Linked DNA regions of Homo sapiens: region 2 is linked to region 1. A link is an interaction called in ENCODE POLR2A ChIA-PET data of the cell type or tissue named here. Cell type or tissue: OCI-LY7. All regions are shown on one strand. Each heading gives the region's core, and the rest is flanking DNA. Links, peaks and the distances in the headings are about the cores only.

Region 1 (16,720 bases), core at 7,963-10,462:
AGACAAGTTGTTTTGTTGTTTATGTTGTTTTGTTTTTGCTTTGCTGGTATTTCAGCCAGTTTTGTCTTTGAAGACTTGAGGTACATGCAAAACCTATCAGTCCTCAATCAGCTACTTTTTGAGGACTCAGATTATAGGCTTAAAGGTAAACTACAGAGATGTACAAGAGCTTTAAAAACTTTAAAGTGCCGAAAGTGTGCTCTCAATGTTCTTTGCATTCCAGGTCTATATTATCTTTTTATGTAAAGGATGACAGTGTTAGTAATATAGAAGTGATAAGTAGAGTAAATTAAATTGCTTTTATTTTTTATTAGTTTTGATTTATTTCCCAAGGTGAGATAAATCCCTTTTAATAAAATAACCTAGCCTGGAAACTTTGTGATTACCTTTTTGACTATGCAGACCACTTTTTTTGTAGGTGTGGGTAAAACTTTAGGAGAACAAAAGAAATGATAATAAAAATTTTGTATAGTTTGTCTTTATTGTTGTAGCAACTTTGTCCTCTTACTTATATCATACTTAAAAACATCTTGAAGTTCATTCCTTATTGTATTTGGTTCTGTGTTTATAAAGGAAGAAGAGAATTTTTAATATCATCTAAAATGTTTGCACTGCCAGATTGAAAAATGCTTTGTTATCTCTGAAAACAAAATGATCAAAATAGTTCTTCAGTAGAAGCTATAAGCTGCTTTTTATTAAAACATACAGGCCAGGCGCAGTGGCTCGTGCCTGTAATCCCAGCACTTTGGGAGGTCCAGGCAGGTGGATCACCTGAGGTCAGGAGTTCGAGACCAGCCTGGACAACATGGTGAAACCCCATCTCTACTAAAAACACCAAAAATTAGCTGGACATAGTGGTGGACGCCTGTAATCCCAGCTCCTCAGGAGGCTGAGACAGGAGAATCATTTGAACCCAGGAGGTGGAGGTTGCAGTGAGCCGAGATTGTGCCATTGCACTCCAGCCTGGGCGACAAGAGCAAAACTCCGTCTCAAAATACATACATACATACATACATACCTGCATGAATGTCAAGTAATTGAGACTGATTCAGACATCCCTGTTTTAAACTAGAATTGTAAACTCTCAGTTGACAGCTTCTTAGTAAACACATGCACAACAAGTATATTTAGTGTCTAAACGTTTTCCTGAGATATTACAGTTATCATAAATTTAAGGCTTGGCCGAGTGTGGTGGCTCATGTTTGTAATCCCAGCACTTTGGGAGGCCAAGGAGGGTGGATCACCTGAAGTCAGGAGTTCAAGACCAGCCTGGCCAACGTGGTGAAACCCCATCTCTACTAAAAATATAAAATTAGCCAGGTGTGGTGGCATGTGCCTGTAATCCCAGTTACTCGGGAGGCTGAGACAGAAGAATTGCTTGAACCCAGGGAGCGGAGGTTGCAGTGCCAAGATCGTGCCACTGCACTCCAGCCTGGGCAACAGAATGAGACTCCGTCTCAAAGAAAAAAAAAAAATTAAGGCCTAAGGTCTCTGCTGTTTACTAGTTTACTATGTATCAATTCTTTATACTCCAGTCATAAATAAGAAATTAGGTGTAAACAGTTATAGTGGTTCATATAGTGCCTGATACACAAAGGGCATTGATAAATCAATTTAAATTGTTACATTTTGTAAATGTACTCCTTAGTAAAATTTAAGACTTACACTTTTATTTTAAGTAAAACACTTAAATAGCTCTTAGAAATGTTATTCTGGCCAAGTGCGGGGCCTCACTCCTATAATCCCAGTGCTTTGGGAGGCCAAGGCGTGCAGATCACTTGAGGTCAGGAGTTTGAGACCAGCCTGGCCAACTTGATGAAACCCCATCTCTACTAAAAATACAAAAAGTTAGGCATGGTGGCGCATGCCTGTAATCCCAACTACTTAGGAGACTGAGGCACGAGAATCACTTGTACCTGGGAGGCGGAGGTTGCAGTGGAGCTGAGATCACACCACTGCACTCCAGCCTGGGAGACAGAGCAAGACTCTATCTCAAAAAAAAAAAAAAATTCTATTTTCTAGTTAAATTATCTGTTTGATAGCGTAGTTAATTTTTAATATTTTCTCACAGACTTACATGTAAAAGTCAACAAACAGACCCTTGGCCACTTGTGTGAAGTGGCTATTTAACCATGAAATAAACTCTTTTTATTGCCACTGCCCTGTGGGTATGTTCTTTCTGGCAGTGCTGTCCATATTTGGTGGCTATGCATGGAGAGCCAGGTGGTGCTGAAAAGCATCACACAGTGAAGCGTGGATATATCTTGGTTTGACATTTGTCGTCCCTTACTGCTGAAGGGAGGGGGAAAATCTGTTTTTCCATATGTTTATGCTTTATTTTGCCTGCAGTTTTGTCCAGATGGTCTTATGAACATTGTTTACTTTGGGATGCCATCCCAGATGTTTTGAAAACTGTTGGATAAATGTGGCACACAGATACATTTGCATATTATGGTTTTTAAAATGTTATGTGTCTTTGCAAGATTAAAATATAATTTATTTCTAGGAGTATTTTCCCAAGTGAATAATGTGTCTGTGTATATATGTATTTTTTAATGTTTTTTAAAACAGGCCCAATAGGCGTCGTGTATATATATTTCATAAGTATATAAAACATATATAGTTATTATCTATAGGTTATTTCTTCCAGCCATTCTGTTTTCATGTTAATAAGCTAAAAAATATTGTGGCAACATTTATTAAGAATGTTAAGTCTGCTTCATGTTTTGGAAGAAGCCAAAAAAAAAAAGATATTTTTGAGGAGTCATATTTGTTTAGGGTTGCATATACCCAAATCTGTAAGAATCTTGACCTACTGTCTTTTATAATTCTTCTCATTGTACATAAATCACTGAAGAGAATTTAGGTGGTAAAATGACAATGAATTTATAATCAGAAGATTATCATTGTGACCTTGGGCATATCACTTAACCTGTTGGAGACTGAGTTTTATAAATGTAAAATCAGAGTTAACAGCCTGAAAAAATTGAGTAATGCTTGGATTTAATTTCTCTCTCATCTTAAATCTCTCAAAAATCACTATGAAACCACCTTTTGGCAACAGCAATAATGAGAGTCTGAACCCATCCTATTCTAGGTTCTATTTACAGTCTCAGATATAAACAAGAAGCAGACTGTTCTGTCTGTAAACCCAGCCAGCATCCATATCAGGGTTCCTCTTGTTTGTGTAGTGCTTCTTAAGTACTGACTGGCTTTTTTCATTTGCTTTTATATTCATTTGAAAACTACCTGGCCTCTTCCCCCTTTTCTTTTTTCCATGCCTGGTGTTTGTACTTCAGTGACCCACTTCATTGATTGTGCTGGCCTTTGCCCCCAAGCTCTAGTGTGGGGTTTATTATTTATTATAATATTTGGAGGACAGGAAAAGAGACCTATCTTGCTAGTTCTTTTCTGCTTTACCTCAGGATTCTGGAGTTGGGAGTTAAAAATAGCTCCTTAATATCTGAACACATTCCAATAACAACCAATAACATTTAAAGAATAAAAAAAACAGGAATAGGGGGAAACCAGTTAATAGCGTTTATAAAAACTATTGTAGCACAGGATAAAAGTTGTTAGAACTTAAAGAAAACTTTTTTCCATGAAATAGGTTTGCTTAATGAAAGAAACATCTTCTGCTGGGCGCGGTGGCTCACACCTGTAATCCCAGCACTTCCTGCTCCTTAGAACAGGGCCACTCCCACTCGGGTTCATCTCCTTTAATGTTGTTTACAGAAGTGGGGCAGGTGTCATAATTTATTTCCTCTTAAGAACTTGTCAGAGACGTAAGAAGCTAACCCACTAGTTCTGCTGTTTAATCTTGCAGATTTTTATGTGTTTCGAATTTTTATTATGAACAGTCCCCCCAGTGCTGTACCCCTTTGGCAGGAAGAGCAAGAGTAAGAGATGTTCCCCTATTTCCATCAATCAGCCAAATATTTATAAGTTAATTAGTAATGCAAGGCAGCATGTCAGTATTAGGTGAAAAAAACATGTAATTGTAAAGAACTATAAAATCTAAGGGCTGGCTGGCTACGGTGGCTCACACCTGTAATTCCAGCACTTTGGGAGCCCGAGGTGGGTGGATCACTTGAGGTCAGGAGTTTGAGACCAGCCTGGCCAACATGGTGAAACCTCTTCTCTACTAAAAAAAAAAAAGAAAAAAAATACAAAAATTAGCTGGGTGTGGTAGTAGGTGCCTGTAATCTCAGCTTCTTAGGAGGCTGAGACACGAGAATCACTTGAACCTGGGAGGCGGAGGTTGCAGTGAGCTGAGATTGCACCACTGCACTTCAGCCTGGGCTACAAAGTGAGACACTGTTTTTTAAAAAAGAAAAAATCTGAGGGCTGAAAGGAATTTAAAAGAACATCTAGTTAAAACTAAAGCATTTCAGAACTTGGGAATTTCTTATCAAACTTCAAATTATCATAATTTTGATTCAGAGAGTAATCTGCTAAATACATGTAGTCAACCATGTCAGTAAATGTTAGGAATTGTTCTTTGTTTTCATATTAGTAAACATGAACTGATAATATAATTTTCTTTTTTTCTTTTGAGACAGAGTCTCACTCTGTCACCCAGACTGGAGTGCAGTGGCATGATCTCAGCTCACTGCAACCTCTGCCTCTCAGGTTCAAGTGATTCTCATGCCTCAACCTCCTGAGTAGTTGGGACTACAGGCTTGCACGCACCACCACGCCCAGCTAATTTTTGTATTTTTAGTAGAGACGGGCTTTCACCATCTTGGCCAGGCTGGTCTTGAACTCCTGACCTCAAGTGATCCACCTGCTTCAGCCTCCCAAAGTGCTAGGATTACAGGCCTGAGGCACCGTGGCCAGCCTAATATAATTTTCAAATCTGCATTAATTATACAAATCTGTAAGCACAAAACATGCACTTATGTGTCATATACTTAGGTATTTTACTTTTTGTATTACAGTGTGGTTCTGTTTATTTTTAAAAAACTTTTAATATGAACATTTTCAAATTCACAGAAATGTTGCAAGAATAATACAAAAATTGCCACTATAGGATGGTGATTTTCCTAATTCTGTCATTTCTTCTATTAGCTGGCATTCTCTTATAAGGAAGTCTCTTCCCTACTTTTTCTCATTTAAAAAATCTGTTACCAATTCAGATTCATTCTGTGAATAATAATCTATTATACTACCCTTACTTATTTTTATGATCAAATTATCTGAATTGAACGAGCTGGTCAAAATCCCTGTGTATTTTGACTTATTCCCAATCACACATTTTGAGCACTTCCTTACTCTCTGGCATGGCAAAATGTTATGGGTTCATTTTGCATCTTTGCTACCCTGGGTTAAGAATCAGCCTTTTCCCCTAGACGTCCTTATTTCTTTTCATGGGTAATGGTATTTAGAAGTTAGACCTTTTCTACTTGTTCTCGACTGTTCTTTTACATTTAGTTTTTTAATTCATCTGCAATTTATTCTGTAATATAGTGTGAGGTGCAGATCTGTATACTAAAGTTTAAATTAATTCCTCTAGCAATAAAATATAAAACCAAAGATAGTTGTGTTTATATTCTTCCCCTTCAGGAACACTGATTCAGGGAGATAATCTTATTTAAATTTAATTTTAAATAATGTATATAAATTATGTTAAGTGACATATTTATCTTTACATCTTGTGTCAGTTATTTTTTCTCTAACTTGTAGGTGCATTTTCTAGAATCATGAAACTTTGTGAAGAAAAATGTGAAACAGATGAAATACAGAAGGGAGGAAAATGCAGAAATTTATCTGTAAGAGGAATTACAAATTTAGGAAATACTTGCTTTTTTAATGCAGTCATGCAGGTAAGAGTCATCAGAAAGCTTTGTAATATGTAAAAGATTCTCTTAATTTATGTAGTCATTGGCTCACCTGTAGACTGTCAAATGACTGCTAAATGTTCCTCTAGAAATTTCTCTGTTTTCCTTTTGTTTACGCTATCTTGGGCCATCACCATATGTATACATGTACCTTATTTTCACACAGGGCTTCTGAAAGGTCTTCTGTGTATTTTACCATGGCTCTATCGGTAATAGTGACCTTTACTAAATGTAAAATGTACTCAACTAAATCTTAATATTTTTTGAAATAGACACTTTTGCTATGCTAGATGAAATTTGAGAGTGTATTCCATAAAATCAGAGGCATATTTTAACTGAATCTGAAGACTTTAATTTTGTTTTCTTTTAGAACTTGGCACAGACTTATACTCTTACTGATCTGATGAATGAGATCAAAGAAAGTAGTACAAAACTCAAGATTTTTCCTTCCTCAGACTCTCAGCTGGTGAGTAATAACTGTTTGAATAATAGCTGCTTTCAGATGAGCCACTGATGTTACCAAAATCTCTTTTCCTAATTCGCAGATCAGTCAACTAAGATAGTAGCCAGGGGGCTTAAAAATAATTTAAAAGCATTCTGTGAAAATAATCAGATTTAAAATTTCTAAAATCATAACTTTAAGGTATGTTATGGTTCCAATATGCCATGGATCAAATAATAAAAAGATATCAAGGCAGCTTTAAAATAAACATACTGGAAGAAACAAAAGAGGTGTGACTTCTATTGAGCAAAATGCCTATAACCCCTATTTTGTAGTTTCTGGTGACATTTGTTTAAATTTAGCATTTTTGTTCTTTAAAGAAAGATGAAATTTTAATAGTGAGCATCTAAAGGTTTTTTTTTTGAGACGGGGTCTCGCTCTGTCGCTGGAGTGCAGGCTGGAGTGCAGTGGCGCGATCTCAGCTCACTGCAAGCTCCGCCTCCCGGGTTTATGCCATTCTCCTACCTCAGCCTCCTGAGTAGCTGGGACTATAGGCGCCCGGCTAACTTTTTTTTTTTTTTTTTTTTTTTGTATTTTTAGTAGAGACGGGGTTTCACCATGTTAGCCAGGATGGTCTTGATCTCCTGACCTCGTGATCCACCCGCCTCGGCCTCCCAAAGTGCTGGGATTACAGGCGTGAGCCACCACGCCCGGCCACATCTAAAGGTTTTTTGAAGCCTAGCCTGATGATAGATTTTTAAGCTAGTGAGAAAGATGAAAAAAAGAGCAGCCCCTGATATTCAGAAGCTGGCCTGGCACCAACAGTTAGGCCATGTTATTCAGATAATCCCACAGAATAACAATCTGATAGTAGGTTTCTCTGAGACTACGATGAAATAAGACAAAGCAAGTCCACTTCATGATTTTGTCTAAAACAAGATCACTTTGCCATTTAGAAAATCTGAAACACCCTCCTTCAGCCAAAATGAGAAATGAAGGAATGCTACTTTACTAGTTAGAGATTTATCCTCATTTTAGTCTCCCCCACCAACTGCCACAATATGTAAGATTTATTGAGATGTCCCATGATAGAATTAGCCTCGCTTTCTGAGGGCATTCACTCTAGAGTAAACCTCTGCTTCCTGAAACCCACCTTCAGGTTATTCAACCAGAGCCTAAATCCTGGGTAGGTTCTTTACAGCACTCTCTTACTAGGACACCCTGTGGTTCCCCATGCTGCGTGATCTCCCTCACTGCCACAAGTAATAAACCCACCTAGTTCAACGATAGGTGTGTTTCTGATGGACTTTGGCTGGGAGGTGTTGATACTAGTAAGGATAATTTTAGTGAGAAATTGATCAGCCTGTGTGTGTGTGTTTGTGTGTGTGTGTAAGTGTGTAAGTCAGAGTATATGTATAGCTCATGATCTGACTTTTGAAAACAATTAAAGAGTTCTAAAAATGCTTAGCCCTCTAAACATGCTTAGTAATCTTAGATTGTTTTTCCCAGTAGGCACTTTTGAAAGACAGTATTGTTTTATATATATATCTTTGAAAGACAGTATTATTATATATATAACATACTGTTATATATATATAATAACCTCCTTTTTATATATATATTTACATGTAAATGTTTACCATATATATATGTATATATAGTCGAAAAGCAGCCTGTAAACATTTGTTCAGCCCCTTAAAAATTTAATGATAGATTCCAATGCCCTATTCTAAATAAAGTGTAGTGAGATCCTTAAAACTACTAAAGGGAAGTTATTGCCTAGTCATTTAAAAAGACCTGTTAAATGTGATTTCCTGTTAAATGCGATTGGATGTTGAGTTTAAATATTTGACATGCAGAGCTGTGTTTCAGGATTACTATATGGCAATTAGATACTGTAGTTAATAACTTTAGGTTTGTATCATTCTAACAGGGTAATTTTGAATCTTATATCTTAGGTTTTTAGGGCATAAAGTTGACCTGAGCTGTGGCACTGTTCTTTGAGTTGGTTACTGCCCTTTGAATCACCAGTTTATCTTTGTCTTTTGTCTATATACCGTTTATTTTTTTATTTTTATTTTTTTACCTTATTGTGCTGGCTCAGAGCTCCAGTAACATGTTGAATAGAGATGATGGGAGCAGTCAGCCTTGCCTTAATCCCAAAATTAGGGGAACAAACATTCAGCCTTCTCCCATTATTACATACGAAGGTACGATTTTCAGAGGTGTTCTTTGTAAGCTTGAGGACATTCCTTTCTATTGCTAGTTTTCTGAAAGTTTTATCGGAATGGATGTTGAATTTTGTCAAATGCTTTTCCCACATCTATTGAGATGATCATATGGTTTTTCTTCTTTATTCTGTTAATGTGGTGAATTACACTGATTCCTTTTTCAAGTGTTAAACCTATCCTGTATTCTTGTTACAAACCCCAGTTATGATATGCTTATATGCTGCTGGATTCAATTTAATATTTATGCGCATATCAACAGTGTGTGTGGAAAACTTTTTATTTAATGAAAATATTCTTTAAAATGTATATTATGAGTGTATAACTTGATGAATTTTCACAGCTAACACACTTGTGTAACTAACACCTTGCTCAAGTAACATTACCAGCATCTGGAAGGCCCCTTCAACTCCCCCCCACATTCACTACTTCCCTAACCCACATGAGTAACCACTAACCTGGTTTCTAACAGGATAGATTAGTTTTGCCTGTTTTAATACTGCATATAAATGGAATCTTACTATATACATTATTTTGCATTTGGCTTCTTTCTGTCAACATTATGTGTGAAATTCATCCTTCTTGCGTTTTCAGCAAACTTTTGTTTTCAAAGTTTAAGTGTATTTTTTATTTTTATTTTATTTATTTTTTGAGATGGAGTCTTGCTCTGTCACCCAGTCTGGAATGCAGTGGCACGATCTCGGCTCACTGCAACCTCTGCCTCGTAGGTTCAAGCAGTTCTCTTGCCTCAGCTTCCTGAATAGCTGGGACTGTAGATGCGTGCCACCACACCCAGCTAATTTTTTTTTTTTTTTTTTTTGTATTTTTAGTGGAGACAGGGTTTTGCCATGTTAGCCAGGCTGGTCTCAAACTCCTGACCTCAAGTGATCCACCTGCCTCGGCCTCCCAAAATGCTAGGATTACAGGCGTGAGCCACTGCGCCAGGTCTAAATGTACTTTTTAAAACTAAGGTTATTTCCTCATCTCATTCTGAAGGTTTTTTATTCTGTCTAAAAAATATTTTCATTGAGAAAAGGGAAGTGCAACTTGGTACTTGAAGTTTAAAATTACCTTAGATTTTACTTTTGACCCTTGAGGTAACTTTCAGTTAACATGGCAGAAAACACTTTAAAAAAAAATAGACTTTATTTTTTAGAGCAGTTTTAAGTTTACAGCAGAAGAGAAAACACTTTTTTTTTTTTTTTTGGAGACAGTCTCATTCTGTCACTCACACTGGGGTGCAGTGGTGCCATCATGGCTCATTGCAGCCTGGGCTTAAGGGATCCTCCCACTTCAGCCTCCTGAGTAGCTCGGACTGCAGGCACGTGCCACTACACTTGGCTAATTTTTAAATTTTTTTTGCAGAGACGGAGTCTCCCTATGTTGCCCAAGCGGGCCTTCCACTCTGGGCTCAAGTGATCCTTCCACCTTGGCCTCCCAAAGTGTGGAGGTTACAGATGTGAGTCATGGCATCCAGCCCAGAAAAGCACTTTTGACATTCAAAAGCTATGGAAGGCCGAGCACCATGGCTCATTCCTGTAATCCCCTAGCACTTTGGGAGGCCGGAGTGGGAGGATCACTTGAAGCCAGGAGTTTAAGACCAGCCTGGGCAACAAAGTGAGACCCCCCCTCTACCCCCGTCTCTACAAAAATTTTAAAAATCAACTGGATATGCTGGCATTCATCTGTAGTCCCAGCTGCTCAGGAGGTGGAAGCAGGAGGATCACTTGGGTCCAAGAGTTTGAAGTTACAGTGAGCTGACCGCACCACTGCACTCCAGCCTGGGTGACAGAGTGAGACTTCGTCTAAAAAAAAAAAAAGAAAAAACACAAAAGTCTGTCTTGAGTCCTCTGTAATTTTGACTGGGTGTGGTGGCTCATGCCTGCGATCCCAGCTACTTGGGAGGCTGAGGCGGGAGGATTGCTTGAGCCTTAGGAGTTCAAGACCAGCCTGGGCAACCCTGTCTCTTTAAAAAAAAAAAAAAAAAAAAACTATGGAAAATTATAGCCTGTCCTTTCTGTGATTATAGTGGATTTTTAAGGATAGTTGTTATAAAATACATATGTAACAGTTATTTCATGAATATAGGAATAGGACAATATATTCAATAGTTATCTTGGAAGATAACATTCTTTTTTTTTTTTTTTTTTTGAGACGGAGTCTCGCTCTGTCGCCCAGGCCGGACTGCGGACTGCAGTGGCGCAATCTCGGCTCACTGCAAGCTCCACTTCCCGGGTTCACGCCATTCTCCTGCCTCAGCCTCCCGAGTAGCTGGGACTACAGGCGCCCGCCACCGCGCCTGGCTAATTTTTTGTATTTTTAGTAGAGACAGGGTTTCACCTTGTTAGCCAGGATGGTCTCGATCTCCTGACCTCATGATCCACCCGCCTCGGCCTCCCAAAGTGCTGGGATTACAGGCGTGAGCCACCGCGCCCGGCCGGAAGATAACATTCTTTAATGTCCCAAGTTTATATTTGGGATCTGCTTTCTATTCCTTGTCCTTTAGGAGAAAGTGTTATTGGTGGGGATAGTACTTTAGAAACCAGATTTCGAGGGGAAAAAAATTCTAGAATTAAATGGGTTAATCCTTCACCCAATGTTAGCTGCTTTTGTCAAGCTTTATGTCTCTCCCCTTTAAAAGAGGGAGATGTTATGCTGATTTTGTTACATGATTCCACATTATTACTTTACTAGTAAAATATTTGGGGAAAAGAAAGGTGTATAATCCTACATTATACACAAATAATCATACATTATTTACTAGCAAATAATGTATGATTATTCGTGGAGTGGTACAAACATTAAGTAGATTAGTGATTTTATTTATAGGAGAGTGCATTAAAGGACAGTGACAAGCAACTAAAGATTGGTGATATCATTTGATCTAATAGTTTTATTAAGCAAAGGGCAGAGGATATGAAAATACCTGTGTTTTTCAAGGCAGGTATTCTGTTTTCCATTTTTATATATTTTATTTATGAAATAATAAAGTTTCTTAATACAATTGAGGCAATTTAGTTGGTGTTATTTAAGCAGAGTGTAACTCACAGATTTTTAATATGTTATTTTTAAATTGTACATTTCTGACATAGAGTTGATCATGTTTTTAAAGGACCCATTGGTGGTGGAACTTTCAAGGCCTGGACCACTGACCTCAGCCTTGTTCCTGTTTCTTCACAGCATGAAGGAGACTGAAAAAGGACCACTTTCTCCTAAAGTTCTTTTTAATCAGCTTTGTCAGAAGTGGGTGCATCTACATTTAATATAAATAATTATGAGTTACAAAATACTAATGTATTCATCATTTAACATGAATAGTCGTTTTTACTGTAACTTTGCTCTTATTGCCCTGACTATGAAGAGAACTAAAATTTGTTACAGCTCTATGCTTTATGAAAATTATATCTCAGTCCTCAGAAGAAGCAGCTTATCCTCATATATAAGGAAATGGAGACACAGAAATTAAATGGCTCACCTAGTCTGAGTGAAAAGCTGAGAATCAAATGGAGATCTGTCCTGACTTGGATGCCTATGTTGTAATACCATAAAGTGAGAAAACCATAGAGTTGTAAAATCTAGAAAGTACCGTAAGATAACATCTAATCTAGCTTTCTTATTTTAAAAGATGAGCTGTGAGGCAAATAGAGTTTAAGTGAATTTCTCAAGGTATTACAGTATGTTTAAAAACCAAATCCTTATGTGCCTGGAAATAAACACATAAAGGATCTGACTTGACTTTAATGCATTCATGTATTCATTTATATAAAAAATTGAGAGCTTGCTTTTTATGAGGTACTTGCTACAATTCAGGGGTACACAACATATATTGCGTCACAAATGCACCCTGTCCTCATGGAACTCACAAGCTAGTCCAGTCCACAATTACTAAAATATGTAGAAGGAAAATTATTTGAATATGAGCTTGTGTTTTTGTATATCTATAGACTTTAAAATCTCATTTTAATTAAAACTAGTAATGAATGCCATGATATTTTAAATATAGTCCAAAATAGAGGGCTTAGTGTATGTTTCATTTGGTTGGCAAATGATGTTTCTTCAAAGCCTGAGGACCAAAAAAACCTGCAAAATTCTCAGAGGCATGAGTGTCTCACAGAGTTAAAAAGTTTTTAGCACAGCCATAATAAAGAATGAAATCATATTCTTTGCGACAACATGGATGCAGCTGGAGGCCATTATTCTAAGTGAATTAATGCAGGAACAGAAAACCAGATACCACATGTTCTCATAAGTGGAAGCTAAACATTGGGTACTCATGGACATAAAGATGGCAACAGTAGAGAGTGGGGATTACTAGAGGTGGGAGAGATTGAGGGAGGAAGGGTTGAAAAACTAACTATTCGGTACTATGCTTAGTACCTGAGTGACGGGATCATTCGTACTCCGGACCTTTGCATCACACAATATACCCAGATAACAAACCTGCACATGTACCCCTTGAATCTAAAATAAAAGTTGAAATTAAAACAAAAAAAGTTACTAGGTCATTGTATGCTTTAGAAATTTGTTTCTGACTTTGCCAGAAATAACTTGTTTTGTATAGTTTTCTTCCTGGTTATAAAGGTTTATTAACATTTTAAAAATTACTATTAAAATAATGGGCACTCATAGATAAAAATTCAAACTCCTCTCTATCTTTACTCCTCAGAAGTAACTATTATCTGATTCTTTCCAAAAGTGATCATACATACACAGACATATGCAAATTTTTTGCAACTTGCTTGATATATTTTATACATCTTTCCATGTTAGCACATGTGTGTATAACTTACTCAGTTTTGTATGAATACACTGTACTTGCGGAAGTACATCTGTAGGATAAATTCTTAGAATAACTAGATCAAACATTATTTGAAGATTTTTATGTATTTTTTGTATTTTTTAGGAGACAGGGTCTCGCTCTGTGCCCAGGCTCAAGTGCAGTGGCCCAATCATAGTCGAATTCCTGGGCTCAAGCATGCCTCCCTGCTCAACCTCCCAAGTAGCTGGGATTACAGGCATGAGCGTCATCCATGCTTGGCTGAAAAGTTTTAAATTGCCTTTTTTTTGTTTGTTTTATGGCGTTTACTTTTAAAAGAAGTATACATTAGACAAATATATTTTTTTAAAATCAAGTAAAGATTTAAGCCACATGTGTTTGGGTTTATTTCTGAACTATATTCTGTTTCATTGATCTACATGTCTTGTCTTTACCCCAAAGCCTACACTGTCTTGATTACTGTAGCTTCATAGTAAGTCTTGCAATTGAGTAGCATAAGTTCTCAAATTTTGGTCATCCTTTTCAAACTATTCTAGGTCCTCTTTTTTTTTTTTGAGACGGAGTTTCGCTCTTGTTGCCCAGGCTGGAGTGCAATGGTATGATTTTGGCTTACCACAGCCTCCACCTCCTGGGTTCAAGCAATTCTCCTGCCTCAGCCTGGGATTACAGGCGCCCGCTACCACACCCGGCTAATTTTGTATTTTTACTAGAGATGGGGTTTCTCCATGTTGGTCAGGCTGGTCTTGAACTCCCAACCTCAGGTGATCTGCCCACCTTGGCCTCCCAAAGTGCCAGGGTTACAGGCGTGAGCCACTGCGCCTGGCCGGTCCTTTGCTTTTTTATGTAAATTATAGAATCAGATTGTCAGTTGGGATTGTTTTGAATGTGTAGATCAATTTGGGGAGAATCAACATCTTAACAATGTTGAATCTTTTCATGTATGATATCTTACCAGTTTTCTAGGTCTTTGATTTTTCTCATCAAGGGTGTATAGTTTTCAGCATACAAATCCCGCACATATTTTGTTAGATTTATCTTAAGAATTTCATGTTTTTATGCTATTTATTGTAAATGGTACTCTTTTTAAAGAATTCAATTTCCAATTGTTCATTGTTAATATACAGAAATACAGTTGATTTTTGTATGTTGACCTTGTTTCTTGCTACCCTACCCAACTTGCTTTACTAGTTCTCTTAGCTTTATGTTGATTCGTTGGTATTTCCTATGTAGACAATGTCATTGGCAAATGAAGATTGTTTTCTTTCTTTCCAATCTGTATCATTTTATATCTTTTTCTCATTTTATATCACTGTCAGGGACAACCAATACATATTGCAATAGGACTCTTCTTGGAAAAAAAATGAAAAAGGACCACCAATACAATGTTAGAATGGTGAAATAGGCATCTTGCCTTATTCCTGATATTAAAGGGAGAGCATGCAGTCTTTCACACGTAAGTGTGATAATAACTATAGAGTTTTCATACATGCCTTTTATCAGGTTGAGGAAATTCCCAATTATTCTTAGTTTTTCTTTTTTCTGAGAGTTCTTATTAAGAAATGGATTTTTTAAAAATGCTTTTTCTGTATCCAAATAATCTTTTTTTTTTTTTTTTTTGTCTGTTGGAATAGTAAATTGTATTGGTGGATATTCTGGCTAGCTTTAGTAAGGTATATGTGACATAAAATAAATTGTACATATTTAAAGTGTACTACTGGGGCCAGACACAGTGGCTCATGCCTGTAATCCCAGCAGTTTGGGAGCCAAGGTGGGAGAACTGCCTGAGGCCAGGAGTTTGAGACTAGCCAGGACAACATAGGGAGACTCTATGAAAAAAAAATTAGCCAGAGGTGTGATGGTGCACACCTGTAGTCCCAGCTACTCTAGAGGCTGAGGTAGGAGGATCACTTGAGCCTAGGAGTTTTGAGTGTTCAGTGAGCTGTTAATGTCATTGCACTCCTGTCACCCCTGTCTCTCTAAAAAATAAAATATACTATTGGATAAGTTTTGACATATCTATACACTTTGTGTATGTGTGTGTGTGTGTGTGTGTGTATATATGTATATATACATACATTCATTCAATGTAATGAATGTATCCATCACCCCCCAAAGTTTTGTTGGGCCCCTTTATAATCCCTTTCTCTAGAACCTCTCCCCTAAACTCCATCCCTGGGTGGTATACCCCTTACCTGTTTTTTTTTTTGTTGTTGCAATAGATTAGTTTGCATTTTGGGGAATTCTATAGAAATGGAATCATACAGGGTGTACTCTTTTTTTATCTGACTTCCTTCACTTGGCATAATTTGTGGTTTATTCATATTGTGTGTACATGAACCAGTCTCTTGAAGTTTCTGTTATAGTGGTGATTATCACACACTTTGACCACTTGTGATGAGCCTTATTTGGGAGCAAGGTCTTCAACTTTGTGGTTTTTGTTTGTTTTATTTGGTTTTCTGCTTCTGCATTAGTTCACTTAGGGTGATGGCTTTCAGCTGCTTCCATGTTGCTTGCTGCAAAGGATATGATTTTGTTCTTTTTTATGGCTGTGTAGTATTCCATGGTGTATATGGACCACATTTTCTTTATCCAATCCACCATATATGGGCACCTAGGTTGATTCCATGTCTTTGCTATTGTGAATAGCACTGTGATGAACATAGAAGTGGATTAAATTTCTTTTTCTTGACAGTCTCCTAATTTATGCTTGTACATATATTTTTCTCTCATGCCTTGAGGTTTTTAAAAGTCCTCTCCTCTTTCTCATGGCAATACTTTTACTAAAGTACATTTCCTGGGAATCCTTAGGGTTCCCCTTATTTTGAATAGGCTGAATATTTTCATATGTTTGGTGATTTTTATCTTTTAATCCTTTAATAGGTTTGAAAGTCTCTCTTGATATGGGTAGCTCAGATAGGCTCCATCATAGAGTCTAGAAATCATCCTATGATTTTTTTTTGCCCATTCCTAGGTTAAAAAAAAAAAAAAAAAAAAAAAACAAATCTAAGTTTATTAAATTTTCTTCAGTGGTTTAGAAGGCAGTAAATAGTTTTTGCATTGGTTGAGAAGGAGCTATAGGCAGAGACATGGTGGAGGCAGTTTCTCTTTGTTCAGGAATGATTTCCTCCTTGTGTGTCTGCTTTGAAAGCCATAAACTGCCCCCTCCTCCTACCTACCACTTGGCTAGTGAAGATCTCTGAGGGATTCTCCTGTTCCCTCCTCTAGTCATCTGCTACTTCACTGGCCTTCCTTGGAGTATACAGCATAAGTATAGGGTTCTGCAGTTTCTGCCTCTCCTGATGCCAGCTGTGGAGGTCCAAATAGGATTAGAATATGTGTCCATCTTGGTTTCTGTCCTCATCTCTAATCTAGGAGGTGGGTTCTGTCCACCAAGTGCAGGTAGGGAAGCCCATCAAGGTAATAAAGTATTGTC
Region 2 (14,772 bases), core at 5,668-8,167, 58 kb before region 1:
CCCCAAGATATTTTATGTTGAGCAAAATACCACTTGTTGAATTTTAATAACTATAGTGGTGTAAATGCCAAAATGAAAACAATCCTAAATTATCTGTTCCATAAATATACCTATTAAAATTTAATTTTATACAAAACACAGACTGTTAACATAAAAATTAAGACTGAAGTTATCTTTAAAGTAATCAGAATACTTTTTGGTAGTCTGCAACATACATATAAATTTACTGTATAATTTCTGGTTTTTTAATTTGATTTTTCTGATTTTTAAAAAATTAGAAAAATGTGTTTATAATTTGTTATGAGATTTTGAAATTTAAAATATATTTAGCTGTAATTTTATTCATTGATATGTGCTTATTTGTTGTCACATTCATGTATCCATCCTTTTGCCTTGATGTTTTCACTTTTATAGCTGTGCTTCAGTAGTATAAAAGGAAATAAATGTGTGCAAAGATGGGAAATCTGGCCCTCTCTGGAGGAAATATACAATCAGATGAGGTAGTTCTGCTTTCAGTAATAATATGATTTACATTTCTATAGGAGGATAGTGAATGATACCTACAGAACGGATCTTTGCCTACTGTATCCTCCTTTCATGATAGCTTTAGGTATGTAAGCATGGTGTGCCTTTATGAGTTAAATTGTTATAAACTTATTTAGGTCATCCTAAACTAAATTTCACCCTATTGTACTTTATGTTTTTATGTTCCATGAAGTAATAGACTAATCCTTGCATGTGAGCTTTCAATAATATGAACTGCAACTGTCATAAATCAGGATTATTATTCCCCCACCCCCTTTTTGGTAAGTTTTTTTTTTTTTTTTTTGAAACCATTCAAAATAGTTTTAATCGGTGTCTGAATAGAACATATTTGTTTGTTTAGAGGGAAAAGTTCAGAATTAAGCCAGCTAATATTAGTTGTAGCATGTAAAATAATTGGGGCTTTCATATCCTGAGCCCAAACAAATACTCAGAGGTTGAGTAAAGGAGCATCTGTGGTCCATAATGCTTGGCTGGAGGAAGACGTTAAGTACATTCATTCTACAGTCTGTGGAAAGCAGTGCTGTAATGGGTGGAGTCAGATAGTCCTAGGCTTAAACTTTACCTCCTTTACAATTGTGGGAAAATTATCTGACCTTTCCGTGTTTGTTTCCTTAATTGTAAAATGGAGAGAATACTAATAATTCCACTGAGCCGTTTGAAGAATTAAATGAGATAGGTTGTAGAGCACCAAATAATGCCTGTTATATATTGGGCACTTGTTAATTTTTGTTCCTTTTCCTTCTATTGATTTTTTTTTTTTTTTTTTTTTGAGATGGAGTCTCACTCTGTCTCCCAGGCTGGAGTGCAGTGGTGTGATCTTGGCTCACTGCAACCTCTGCCTCCTGGGTTCAAGCGATTCTCCTGCCTACAGGAGGATTATAGGTGTCCACCACCATACCTGGCTAATTTTTGTATTTTTAGTAGAGACAGGGTTTCGCCATGTTGGCCAGGCTGGTCTTGAACTCCTGACCTCAGGTGATCCACCCTCCTTGGCCTCTCAGAGTGCTGGGATTACAGGCGTGAGCCACTGCACCCCAGCCCCTTCTATTGATTTTTATAACTCCATCCTCTTGATTTTCCCCTCTTATTTTCCATTGGTTTGTCTTTGTTCAGTTGTTCAATTATTCCTTAAATGTTGATGTTTCTTGGCCTTCTTACATCAGGGCTGACAAATAGGTTATACTTACACTTCTGTATTACTGGCAGTTCCCTGAAAGGACTGGATTTGAAAGGATTTTGAGTGGTGTCCTACCCAGTGGGTAGGAATACTGGGATCTGCATAGGTAGGAAGGAAGGGATAACAGAACATGTGTCACATCTTTGCCATCCCTGCTGTCTTCTTCTTGGGTACTTTAACTGAGATTCATGGCTTCTACTATCACTTACATGCCGAAACATTTAAATCTCTTTATTTAGCCAAGATCTTGCCACTTGGCAGTTCTTTATATCCATCTTCCTTTTACATAGCTCCGCTTGGCATCCCACCAGCACCTCAGACTCATGATGAGGATTGAGCTTATCACTTTGCCCCAAAATATGTTCCTCCTTTTAATGTCTTTGCCAGTTTGGTGAATAGCACTAGTTATATACCTTAGTTGGAAACCCAGCAGTTAGGCCCTTTCATCTCCCTCAATACCCACATGTAGTTGTTTACCAGTACATTTTGTGCCTTCCTCTCGATTGTTCCTTCTGTAATCTCATAGTCATCTTCTCATTTCTATCCATGTTACCACAGCAGTCTCCTAACTGGCTTATTAGCCTCCAGCACTCCCATCCTCAGAGAGCCTGTCTATCTTCCAAACTGTTGAGCTAGGCTAGTGGTTTCACCTGGGGATAATTTTGCCCCGAGGGGACATTTGGCAATGTTTGGTTTTAGTTGTCATAACTAGGGTAGGGTGCTACTAGCATCTAGTGGGTAGAAGCCAGGGATGCTGCCAAGCATCTTGTAGTATTCAAGACAGTGTCAAAGAATTGTTCAACCTAAGATGTCAGTAGTGCCAAGATTGAGAAACCCGGAGCTAGCCAAATTCGTCTCCCAATTGATATACATACTATTCTCTTCTCCCACTCTCATTTTTTTTTTTTGTAAGACTTGGCTTAGATATCAGCTCTTCAGTGACCCTCCCCCACCCTTTCAGCATCACCTCAGTCTGGGTTTAGGATGCTTCCTCAATCTTCAGTGTACTCTATGCATGCCCATGTTAATAGCATTGTCCACTGTATTTTAATTTCCTGTTTTTATCATGTCAGTCATTTGGTTTTTTTTAACCTCTTCTTGACCTAAGCCCTACTCATAGCTTTGCTTGACTTAGGGCAACCAGTGTGTCAGTTCACATTTGAGTTGCTATTTGCCTAGAATGTCATCCTTAGCAAAGACATGGATAACCAGACCACGGAGTATAACTTAAGCTGGAGTGGGTTAAGGGTATACAGGCTGCTCAGTAGAAATTGTTTTAGGCAAAATTATGATGTAGATTCCTCTCTTTTGTTAGTTTATATTGTATATAACATATATAACTAATATTGTATACAGTATATTACATTTATTTTCTAACCTTTATTTGATTACAACACTGAATTCTGTAAGGATGTGCCCAGCTTTCACATAACTTGATCATGTGCTAATAATGAAAAGGAAGAAAAAAGGCCAGGCAACACTGCTTTTAACTGAAATGTGGAAACACAGTCAACATTGTTAAAACCTAGTATATTAATTAACATTTTTGTTTGTTTTGTTTTGTCACACTGACTTCTGGGTGCAGTTTAACGGCTACTTTGTACACTACTCAGGGATAACTTCCCTTTTCTGCTCTCCTCATTGGATGTTTTTCCTCTTTAACGTGCCTGACTCTCAAGGCAACTGCACCATGACTAGCACGCAGTGAGGACCAGATGTCAAGAACTTGATGTAATCTAGTAATTTTTTCTGTCTCGGATTACATTGATGAGATGGTCAGTGGTAACTCTCATATGTAGCTGTTTAATGTTTTTTAAAGAGTGTTGGAAAATACACAGGAAATAGTGAAAAATCTTTGTTAGATCATATATTCTGTGTTTGCAGTTAAACATGGACAGTTGTCTCTCATTTTCATTTCAGCTTGCCTACATGTAGCCTGTGTTGTACAGCAGAAAGATGCCAGGCAATGGTTTGCTGAGCTTTCTGTGGATATGGAAAAGGTATTCCCTTAGTTGTATGTAAACTTGGATGTTTAAAAATTAATGTCATATTTACTTATCATGAGCCTAAAATCTTGTGATGTCCACCAGGCTAAGAAGATTATTGGTTACAAAATATTAAGAAACATGGGCTGGGCATGGTGGTTTGTGTCTGTAATCCCAGCACTTTGGGAGGCCTAGGTGGGCGGATCACCTGAGGTCAGGAGTTCAAGACCAGCCTGACCAATATGGTGAAACCCCGTCTCTACTGAAAATACAAAAATTAGCTGGGTGTGGTGGCATGCACCTGTACTCCCAGCTACTCGGGAGGCTGAGACAGAATTGCTTGAACCTGGGAGGCAGAGGTTGCAGTGAGCCAAGATCGTGCCACTGCACGCGAGCCTGGGCAACAGAGCGAGACTCCGTTTAAAAAAAAAAAAAGTTTGGTAGGAAGAGTTAATGCTGATTATTTAAGTTATGTATCTCTTTTCAGTTTAGGATTAAACAGAATGGTAAACTTTTGGTTTAATTGGTTGCAAAGTAGCCTCTCATTCCCAGGATTATTTTAAAAGCTCCCTGGTAACCACTGAATACTACTGTGAACTTCTGTAACATAGCCTATCTCCTGGCAGAATGGCTTTTGCTGTGTTTCTAGCTTTTCTGCTCAAGTGTTAAATGCATTAAAATTAATCCTAAGGTTAGGTTCTACTCAGGTGGGAAAAAAATAGCTAATTTGTTAACTAGTTGTTTCAAATTTGTAGCTGCCAGTTTTTGAGCACCTTAATGTATGTGTAGTAACAGAGAATCAAAACATCTTTTGTGCACTACCCCCGATTAAGTTGTTTAAAATAATTTATACTAGAGGAGTGTGCTCTATAGTGGTATATTCCCTCATGATTAGAACCTTTATTCTTAGTATGTTTCAGTTTAAAAGATACCATCAGATGGAAGGAAATCAGCTGCAGAGATAGATAAGAATGGACAATGCACACATGCTGAAAAATGAGATGCTAGAAGGAAAATCCTAAACAGCACTGTGGTGAAAAATACTGCTTTCAAATTTATCAGGATTTAAGGACAGAGACTATTTACTGTTTTCTGAGGGTTGTGTAGTGATGTATGCTCTTTATATAAAAAATGTTGCTTGTTTTTGCCACTGAGAACTTTTCAAATATTTTCTTCTAGATTTTGGAAATAATCAGGGTTATTTTAAAACTATATGAGCAGTGGAAGAATTTCGATGAGAGAAAAGAGATGGCAACCATTCTTAGTAAGATGCCAAAACCAAAACCACCTCCAAACAGGTACTTTGTAGACTTTAATTATTGATGTCATTTAATCATATATCATACTTACTATATTTTTCTTAGATTATGTTGTTTTGTAGTTTTTAAAACATTTCTTCCAAAACTTCATGATCCATGTTAATTTTATTTTTTAAATTTGTGATTTGATTGAGAATGTCTCATTTAAAAAAATCACTAATCTGATTAGTAACTTTTCCTAATGCAGTGGAGGTATATTACAGGTATCTCTCAACATATGGTCATATACCATAAATTTAAAGCTGACAGAATTAGGTAAGTTCATCTGAAATTCAGGGCAGAATTCAGAACTATAGTAGTTTCATGTCAGTTTGATTCTGTGCCATCTTTTTTTTTTTTTTTTTTCACTGCTGGCTATTGTCCTGTTTTATAAATTTCAGTAGCAATTTTCAAAAATTTCAATGAATGATCTGATATTGTAAAGATAAAGAATTTTGGTTTTTAAGTGACCCTAAGGTCCATGGCACATAAGAATATATTTTTGCTAAAAATGAATCACCTGTGCTAAGAGGGTTTTTTTTGTTGTTATTGGGGTGTATGTGTGTGTTTTAAGTAAGATGTGTTCATTTAGTTCAGTGGTTCTCAGCCCTCACTGTGTATCAGTTCATTTGGGGCAGGGAGAAAAAGTCAGAAGGGAAATAAAGAAATGCCATCCATCTTAATTGTTTCTTTAGAAAAATGATTGTTATATAACAAGATAGATTTATGGATTGCTACTCATAAGTTAATGTTACAATTTGGAAAAAGTTAATACTTTATTCAAGGAGCTGTTTAAGGCAGTCATTCAAACAGCTACCTTTGGATGCATTTTTTGCAGAAATTCCCTGAGTGATTCTCCACTAGTGGCAGGGCCTGAAGCTGCAAGATGATGGTGGACAAGATAAGGCAATAATCCTATTGCCAAAGTTACTGGTATTTTCAGTTTTAGTTATTTTTAAGTATTCAGCATTTTTATTTTAAGTATTCAGCATTTTCCAGGAAATTACCATATTTCTTGCTGACTTATAAAGGTTTGCTGTATTTATATATGATTTTATTATGCCTTTGGACAACAGTTTTGGTTTTTTTTTTTTTTTGAAGAACACTTCTTGTTTTTCATAAATAGTAGGAATAGGATTTTATATGTAAGATTTAATTTTATAGGAAATTTGTTTAGAAGAAGCTGTAATCTCTATGTTGAGTGATACCTGTAATAACAATGAAATCCCATACCCTAATTTAAAGTTTTTGAGTATATATGGACACTAACTTCCAGAATGCTTGTTATATGTGAGGGCACAAAGTTATATAAGAATAAAAACATAAAACCAATGTTTGTTAGTCTTCTGGATTTTAATTTTTCACGTGTCTTATAATGAGGAATGTCTTTGTTTTGTATAGTTGTGCCACAGAATAATGAATTTAAAAGTCAGTAGGCTTATCAGGGTGTAAAAATGGATCTTTTAATTGGTATAAAATCTCTTTCTTCCCCATTTGAACAGTGAAGGAGAGCAGGGTCCAAATGGAAGTCAGAACTCTAGCTACAGCCAATCTTAAAACATTCCGAAGAATTCCATAGTGGACCACTTGGAAATAAACCATTGGACAGATTTCAGTAATGTCTTCAGTGGAACACAAATGAAAATGAATAGCTTGTTTCTGTCAAGCATATTGGAAAGTGATTTTATTTTTGCAAAATAAGTTTTTCTTTAATATGATTCTAGTACATAATTGATTAAAATCTCTTGATTATAAATGTTTGGAAAGGTTCTAAGGGGACCTACAGACAGACATACATAGACATTTCAAAATTAATAGCTTTTGATTAGTATAATATTTCTTAATTTGGATAATAAAAATTGTAGCTTTTTATTAAGCCAGGAAACATGAAGCATAATTTGTTTAAAATTCTCTTTGGTCATTGAGGGACCAAAAAAGGACGTAAAATTTACAGTCAATCTATGAGGGTTTTTTTCCCTCCATAAGTTTAACTTTAAAACTGTATTTAAGGAATCAAATCTTACAAAATCCTGGAAGATTTTGGTAATGATGTTGATAATTTCAGGGAAATTAATCAAGTACCTATATTGATTTAAAAGTGTATTTTATTCAGTAGTTTGAGGATCTTGCCATGGAAGATACTAGCCCAGCCTAGCAGAAAAGTGCAATATGTATAGCATACTTTGACATTTTAAACATGATAGTCCATAACCATTTTGAAATGCTGGGCAAACTACATGAAGTTATTTATAATTAATTCACAGCTAATCAGGCATTTTGAAAGCTTAATTGGATTCAAAAACCATAATGTTGGAATTTGGTAAAATTTTAATGTTGATTTTTACTGTGAAAAGGTTTTTATAAGATATACACACCCTAGTTTAATGTTGTGTCTTGGTGTGGATTTACAGATTTACTACAGGTATTCTGAACCAGGAACACAATCAGGTTTCAGGCCAGTTTGATACTGGCTGTCCTTAATTCTAATATGAGAGTAGGACATCATACTAAATGTTATGTCAGTGGGACTGTACTGTCTGTGGAACTTAGCAAATTAATCATTTTCTTCAGACTTGAAGGAGAGTGATAAATAAAATTTGGAGTCATAGGATATTGATGCACAATTTAAGGATTAAACATTTTTAATCAATTGTGGATGATGGCTTATTAAATGTTGACTTCCTAGTATAAAACTGCAAGAATAAAAGTAACTTCTCCAGCTGTATCGACTAGTGTCTTGAATTTATCTTTTTGAATTTGCCTGATGTTGTTTTTTGAGAATTCTTCTTCCTTTAGTTAAGTGTTAAAGCCTTTTATAGGTTGTCAAGGGGGTAATTTCAAATCATTACAAACAGATTTTAAATAGAAAATTTATTTCTGATGGAGCGTATCAAATGAGCTGGAAAGCGAGACTGTGTAAAGTCAGACTGATGACATATATAGGTTTCCTGGGCTTAATAAGAAAAAAAGCTCTCCTCAGGTCTGAAGGAATTAATGTTGGGCTTAGGTAAGACCTATAGTCTTTAAGTGTTTATTTTTAAAATTAATACCATGCCTCATAGTTTTGTTTTCAGTCTCTTATTGTGGAAGATTTAAAACAACATATACAGGAGTAAAGTAAGGAACCTCCATGTACCTATCATCTAGCTTCAGTAGTTATCAATTTATGGCCAATTTCATTTCATCTAAACTCCCACCCACTTTCCGTAAGTTGCCATCCCCCATCTTATTTTGAAGCAAATCCTAGATATCATATAATTTTATCCATAAATATTTCAGCATATATTCCTAAGAAATAATAGCTCTTTAAAAAAACTAAAAGTATTATTGTGCCTCAAAAAGAATTAGTAAAAATAATATCAGATTTTCAGTTATTTCACAAGTATAAAAATTGTTAGAGTTCTAGTCAGGATCTAAATAAGGATCACATATTACAATTTATTGACAAGTCTTTTGTCTTGTTATTATTTTATTTTCTTTTTTTTTTTTTAGATGGAGTCTCACTCTGTCGCCCAGGCAGGAGTGCAGTGGCGCAATCTTGTTCACTGCAACCTCTGCCTCCTGGGTTCGAGTGATTCTCCAGCCTCAGCCTCCAGAGTAGCTGTGTCTACAGGTGCATGCCACCACGCCTGGCTAATTTTTTGTATTTTTATTAGAGACAGGGCTTCGCCATGTTAGCCAGGCTGGTCAGGAACTCCTGACCTAAGTGATCTGTCCACTTCAGGCTCCCAAAGTGCTGAGATTACGGGCGTGCGCCACTGCACCCAGCCATGTCTTTTTAAATTCATGAATTCCTTCCCAGTCACATTTTTAAAATTCCTGTTTTTGGTTTGCTTGTCTACTAAGAGTCTCTCACCATCTGGATTTTGCTGATTGCATCCTTGACATGCCATTTAATGTGTTATTTTCTCCTCTATATTTTCTGTAAATTGGTAATTGAATCTACAGGCTTGATCAGATTCAGGCTTGCTTGTTTGCTTGCTTCCTTTTTTTCTGTCTTTTTTTTTTTTTTAGTAGACCACTGTACAAATTAAGTAGTGGTCTTTAATCAGGAGACATAAAGTGGCTGGGTTTCTCTATGATTTAATAGCAGCCATTGATGATATGTATTGTTTTTAAAAATCCAATATTACCATAGTTGTCCAGTATGATAGCTACTAGCCACATGTGGTTATTGAACACTTAAAACGTGGCTAGTGTGAATTGAGATGTGCTGTAAATGTAAAAATATATGTTGGGTTTCAAATAGTACAAAACAAAATAATATAAAATCTCTAATTTGTTTATAATGATTACATATTTTAAATATTTTGGATACATAGGATTAAATAAAACATTAAAATTAATTTCACTTTCTTTTTAAATTTTTTAAGTGTAAGATTTAAAATCATGTAATGGTTTGCATTAAAATTATATTGGGCCAGGTGCAGTGGCTCACGCCTGCAATCCCAGCACTTTGGGAGGCCGAGGCAGGTGGATCACCTCAGGTCAGGAGTTCAAGATCAGCCTGGCCAACATGGTGAACCCCCATCTCTACTAAAAAATAAAAAAAATTAGCCAGGCTTGGTGGCAGGTGCCTGTAATCCCAGCTACTCAGGAGGCTGAGGCAGGAGAATTGCTTGAACCTGGGAGGCAGAGGCTGTGGTGAGCTGAGATCATGCCACTGCACTCTAGCCTGGGCAGCCTGGATAATGGAATGAGACTCTGTCTCAAAAAAAAAAAAAAAAAATTCTATTGGACAGTGTTGCTGTAAGACATTATAGAGAAAATGTTAGACCCCTGTCCTGTTCTCCCTACCTCTCATTCCCATTCTCCAGAGGCAGCCACTTTCAACTTTTAGTCACTTCTCTGCTGTTTACTTCATTTCCAAGTGACAAGGTTTTAATTATAACATTTATTTGAACACTTATTAAAAATGTGCCAATTATGTTCTAAGCTCTCTGCATTTATGAAGTAAATTCTTAGAATGATCATTTTAAAAATGATGAAACTCTGGAGCAGAAATATTAAGTAATTTACCCAGTCACAGATTAACTAAGTGACAGAGCTTGGATTAGATTCTAATTCTTAGTATCTGGGCATTTGATCAGACGTGGTGGCTCACGCCTATAATCCCAGCACTTTGGGAGGCTGAGGCAAGAGGATTGAGGCCAGGCATTCGAGACCAGCCTGGGCAACAAAGCGAGACTCTGTATCTGTTTATTAAAAAATAAATAAAGCATTTTTTAAAACCTGGGCATCTAATCTCCAAATATATTAGCATATTGCCTCCTCTGCTTACAATCCCCTCATTTTTTCTTTTTAATTATAAATATTATCTAACTCTCTGCTATGGAAGATGAGGATTTTGCTTTTCATACTTCTCCCCCTATTCTCCTTCCCCAACCTGATCTTACACTGGGACTTCTACTCCTATCATCACTTAATTGTATAATTTTTTTAAATTCATATCGAATATATAAATGTACATAGATAATATTGTCTTCTATAGCATACCATGATTACATTTTCTTTCTTTTATAATATTTTTGTATCTCTGGAAGTAGTAATTGCCTTGGTTGTAATTTGTTCAACTTCATTTGTATCTTCTATTAATTGATCATCAGAATCGTTTGTCATTTTTTATTCTCCAAATCACAGGGAGACTTCTTCGAGTTCTACGGCCCTCAGTCAGGACTGACTACTGTCCAAATAACACAGTTGTCATAACAGAATTGATCATATTGGGACTTCCCTTTGTTTTCTCTTGCATTTAAGAGATATGGGGAATCCAAGTCTTTTTCTTTCACGATAGATAAGGTCTCCCTCTCTCACCCAGGTTGTAGTGCAGTGGCACGATCACAGCACACTGTAACCTTGAACTCCTGAGTTCAAGCAATCCTCCACTTCAGTGTCCTGAATAGCTAGGACTATGGGTGCACAGCTAATTTTTAAATTTTTTGTGGAAATAGAGGTCTCACTGTGTTTTCCAGGCTGGTCTCAAACTCCTGGCCTCAAGTGATCCTCCTACCTCGACCTCCCAAAGCCCTGGGATTACAGGCATAAGCCACTGTACTTAGCTGGTAATCCAAGTCTTTTAAGTAGTACCTTGTTCTGGAGAGTGCAATGGCTTCTCAAAATTCTAAGGATATTAACTTAGGTTTTTTGGTTGTTTTAAAATTTTCTTTGTTCCCTGCATTAACACTACAGGTTGAGCATCCATAATCTGAAAATCTAAAATCCAAAATGCTCCAAAATCCGAAACTTGAGTGCCAACATGATGCCACAAGTAGAAAATTCCCTATCTGATTTTATGAGATGGGTCAAAACTTTGTTTCATGCACACAATTATTTCAAAATACTGTATAAAATTAACTCCAGGCTATTTGTATTAAGTGTACATGAAATATAAATGAATTTTGTTTAGACTTGGGTCCCATCCCCAAGCTATCTCATTATATATAGGCAGATATTTCAAAATTTGAGACACTTCTGGTCCCAGCTGTTTCAGATAAGGGCTATTAAACCTGTATTTCCTTTAAGTTCCTTTTTGCTGTTTGGTTTGGTCATAGTCTTTCAAGTTAGAAGCTTGGCCGTAATTATCTCAGGATCCTTCATATTTGAGAGACACAGAGAAAGCTATCTGGAACATCTCTGTGTACATGGGTAGGACTTTTCAGTGGTGAGCTTCATTATAGGTAAGGGAACAGCAAAACATTTTCCTCAGCCTCACACCCCCAGCATTGTTTTTTAAAGGTTTTTCTTCAGGATGGGTCAGTTTTTCTGGAGAGAAATCTATCTCAGGTAGTAGGAGCTGAGCTGTCAGTTCTCAGAGACGAAATAAGGCAAGAAGCTAGCTCATTGTTCAGTATGCAGAGTTTCACTTTATCTCCTTGTTTTCAGTAAGGAGTCCACTGCCATTTCGGCCCCCAGATGTTTAGGAGTTTTCACCTGCCATCTTTACCCATTAATGTTAAATTAATGCAAACAGTAACACAAAATATCAGCTGCCTACAAACAGGTATCATATTGTACATATTCACACAGTAAGAATAGCAGCAAAGTATTAAATATTTGACATGTTATCTGATTTAATCTTCAAAACTTTACTGTGAAGTAGGAACTATTATTATCCTTATTTGGATTCACTTCAACCACATTCTGCCATTATAATACCTTATTGGCCGGGTGTGGTGGCTCACGCCTATAATCCCAGCACTTTGGGAGGCCGAGGCGGGCGGACTGCCTGAGCTCAGGAGTTCGAGAACAGCCTGGGCAACACAGTGAAACCCTATCTCTACTAAAATACAAAAAATTAGCCAGGTGTGGCCAGGCGCGGTGGCTCACACCTGTAATCCCAGCACTTTGGGAGGCCGAGGTGGGCAGATCACCTGAGGTCAGGAGTTTGAGACCAGCCTGGCCAACATGGAGAAACCCCATCTCTACTAAAAATACAAAATTAGCCAGGCGTGGTGGCAGGTGCCTGTAATCCCAGCTACTCAGGAGGCTGAGTCAGGAGAACTGCTTGAACCCGGGAGGCGGAGGTTGTGGTGAGCTGAGATCGCGCCATTGCACTCCAGCCTGGGCAACAAGAATGAAACTTCACCTCAAAAAAAAAAAAAAAATTAACCAGTTGTGGCAGTGTGCACCTGTATTCCCAGCTACTTGGGAGGCTGAGGCAGGAGAACTGTTTGAACCCGGGAGGCGGAGGTTGCAGTGAGCTGAGATGGAGCCACTGCACTCCAGCCTGGGCAAGAGAGCGAGACTGTCTCAAAAATAATAATAATAATAACTTATTAAAATTTCTCTTTTTCTTCTTATCCTTTGCTCCTGGAGAAACTTGTAGCATTAAAAAGTGGTAGTGATAAAATTATATTTTTCCATTAATAAATTGCTATTTTTGGGGACACCGAAAAATATTTTTTACTGGACGGTAGGATAAGCATTCAATTTTTTGTGTCTAATCATACAAAATTTCTCATAGATTAGCTGCTGATCCTACCTCTATCCAGTATTTCTATGGCATACACATTCTAGATAGCAAAGGGGCACATTATCTCAGAATCCAAGAAACCCCACTGAGATCATAAGCACAGAAGAAAGATTATGTGAATGAAAGAAACCTGAGATATTTTGATTAATTTAGAACTCTGAGGCTATCCACTGTTGCCAGTTTTTTCAGGACATCTTTCTCCTATTCCATTATGAAAGAGATGTAGAGTACATATAGCATTTAAAAATATAATCTGGCTTTTCTCATACATATCTGAAACTTTTGATCTACCCTTATATTATCAAAGTAAAAGTGATATTCTCCCATTACTGAAATAAACAGACATTTATTAAATGATGTAGTAAATCATATGCTGTATATTCACATTTTGAGGTCTCTGATACTACAGACCTTAATAATGGTTTTACTCATAAGAGTTTTGTTGGCATAAGGCCAGGTGCTGTGGCTCACGCCTGTAGTCCCAACACTTTGGGAGGCCAAGGCAGGGTGATTACTTGAACCCAGGAGTTTGAGACCAGCCTGGGAAACATGGTGAAACCCCACTTCTACAAAAAATAGAAAAATTAGCTGGCTGTGGTGGTATGTGCCTGTTGTCCTAGCTACTCAGGTGAGCTTCCCAGGAAGTCAAGCTGCAGTGAGCTGTGATCATGCCACTGCACTCCAGCCAGGAGACAGAGTGAGACCCTGTCTTAAAAAAAAAAAAAAAAAGACTGTTGTATAAGTCAGTGCAGTTTAAAAAGTATAATTTGTCCAGAAGCAGAGGTTGCAGTGAGCGGAGATAGCACCACTGCACTCCACCCTGGGAGAAAGAGCGAGACCCTATCTCAAAAAAAAAAAAAAAAAAAAAAAAGGCTGGGTGTGGTGGCTCACGCCTGTAATCCCAGCACTTTGGGAGGCTGAGGTGGGTAGATCACAAGGTCAGGAGATCGTGACTATCCTGGCTAACACGGTGAAACCCTGTCTCTACTAAAAATACAAAAAAAATTATCTAGGCATGGTGGCGGGTGCCTGTAATCCCAGCTACTCGGGAGGCTGAGGCAGGAGACTGGTGTCAACCCAGGAGGTGGAGCTTGCAGTGAGCCAAGATCATGCCACTGCACTTCAGCCTGGGCAGCAGAGTGAGACTCCGTCTCAAAAAAAAAAAAAAAAAAAAAAACCATATATATATATATATATATATATATATATATATATATATATATATATATATGTATATACACACATAAAATTTGTTAAATCTTTGTATCAGAATGACAACTAAAATTGTCTTTCTAAGTTCGATCTAATATAGAAGATACATTATTCTAATTTATTAACCCTTTGTTTATTTGGGTAAATAGAATACATTATCAAGTTTTTTTCTTAAAAAAAAAAAAAAAAGGGTACCAGGAATCCAAAGGTATATAGTCTTGTTCAAGTGTAGCCAAGTGGGGACAACAGTCCCTGTCCCATGCATACAAAAGGTAAAAATAAGTGCTTACCTACCAAACATATTAAATAAAATTGTCAACAATACTGTTAAAGCCTATTGTGTTCGTCTCCCTTCCCCCATTAGAAACCATTCAGAAGTAGATATTTTTATAATTTATTTATACTTACACTATATATGTCCATATGCCTAAATAATAATATATTTTGTATGTTTAAAAACTATACTGGCCAGGCATGGTGTCTCATGCCTGTAATTCCAGTGCTTTGGGAGGCAGAAGCAGTAGGATCAGTTGAGGCTAGGAGTTCGAGACTAACCTGGGCAACATAGCGAGACCCTGTCTC

What was found. ChIA-PET counts read pairs that join two places held together with the same protein. Peaks named below come from ENCODE experiments on the same cell type or tissue, not always from the same donor. Only the 100,000 strongest peaks of a DNase experiment are listed, where the experiment ranks them.
Region 2: POLR2A ChIA-PET joins it to region 1 with 13 read pairs; 6 of 35 experiments call an interaction of 5 or more read pairs at or near these places.

Annotation. Positions count from the first base shown.
Region 1 is chr6:99,477,786-99,494,505 of GRCh38, reverse strand. It overlaps USP45 (ubiquitin specific peptidase 45), which reads left to right. Exons shown (of 18, transcript NM_001346022.3): 6 at 5,686-5,825; 7 at 6,211-6,306; 8 at 11,623-11,753. Among named protein-coding and RNA genes, the nearest start is that of USP45, 29 kb to the left of the region's middle. RefSeq lists a silencer at 9,182-9,321. In OCI-LY7, for the core only: no CTCF peak of the experiment used is centred there; DNase peaks (open chromatin) are centred at 9,254 and 9,765; H3K4me3 peaks cover 910 bases; H3K27ac peaks cover 1,233 bases.
Region 2 is chr6:99,535,346-99,550,117 of GRCh38, reverse strand. It overlaps CCNC (cyclin C), which reads left to right. Exons shown (of 12, transcript NM_005190.4): 9 at 543-610; 10 at 3,644-3,723; 11 at 4,888-5,006; 12 at 6,509-7,731. The coding sequence ends at 6,563. It also overlaps the pseudogene TSTD3. Among named protein-coding and RNA genes, the nearest start is that of CCNC, 26 kb to the left of the region's middle. In OCI-LY7, for the core only: no CTCF peak of the experiment used is centred there; no DNase peak of the experiment used is centred there.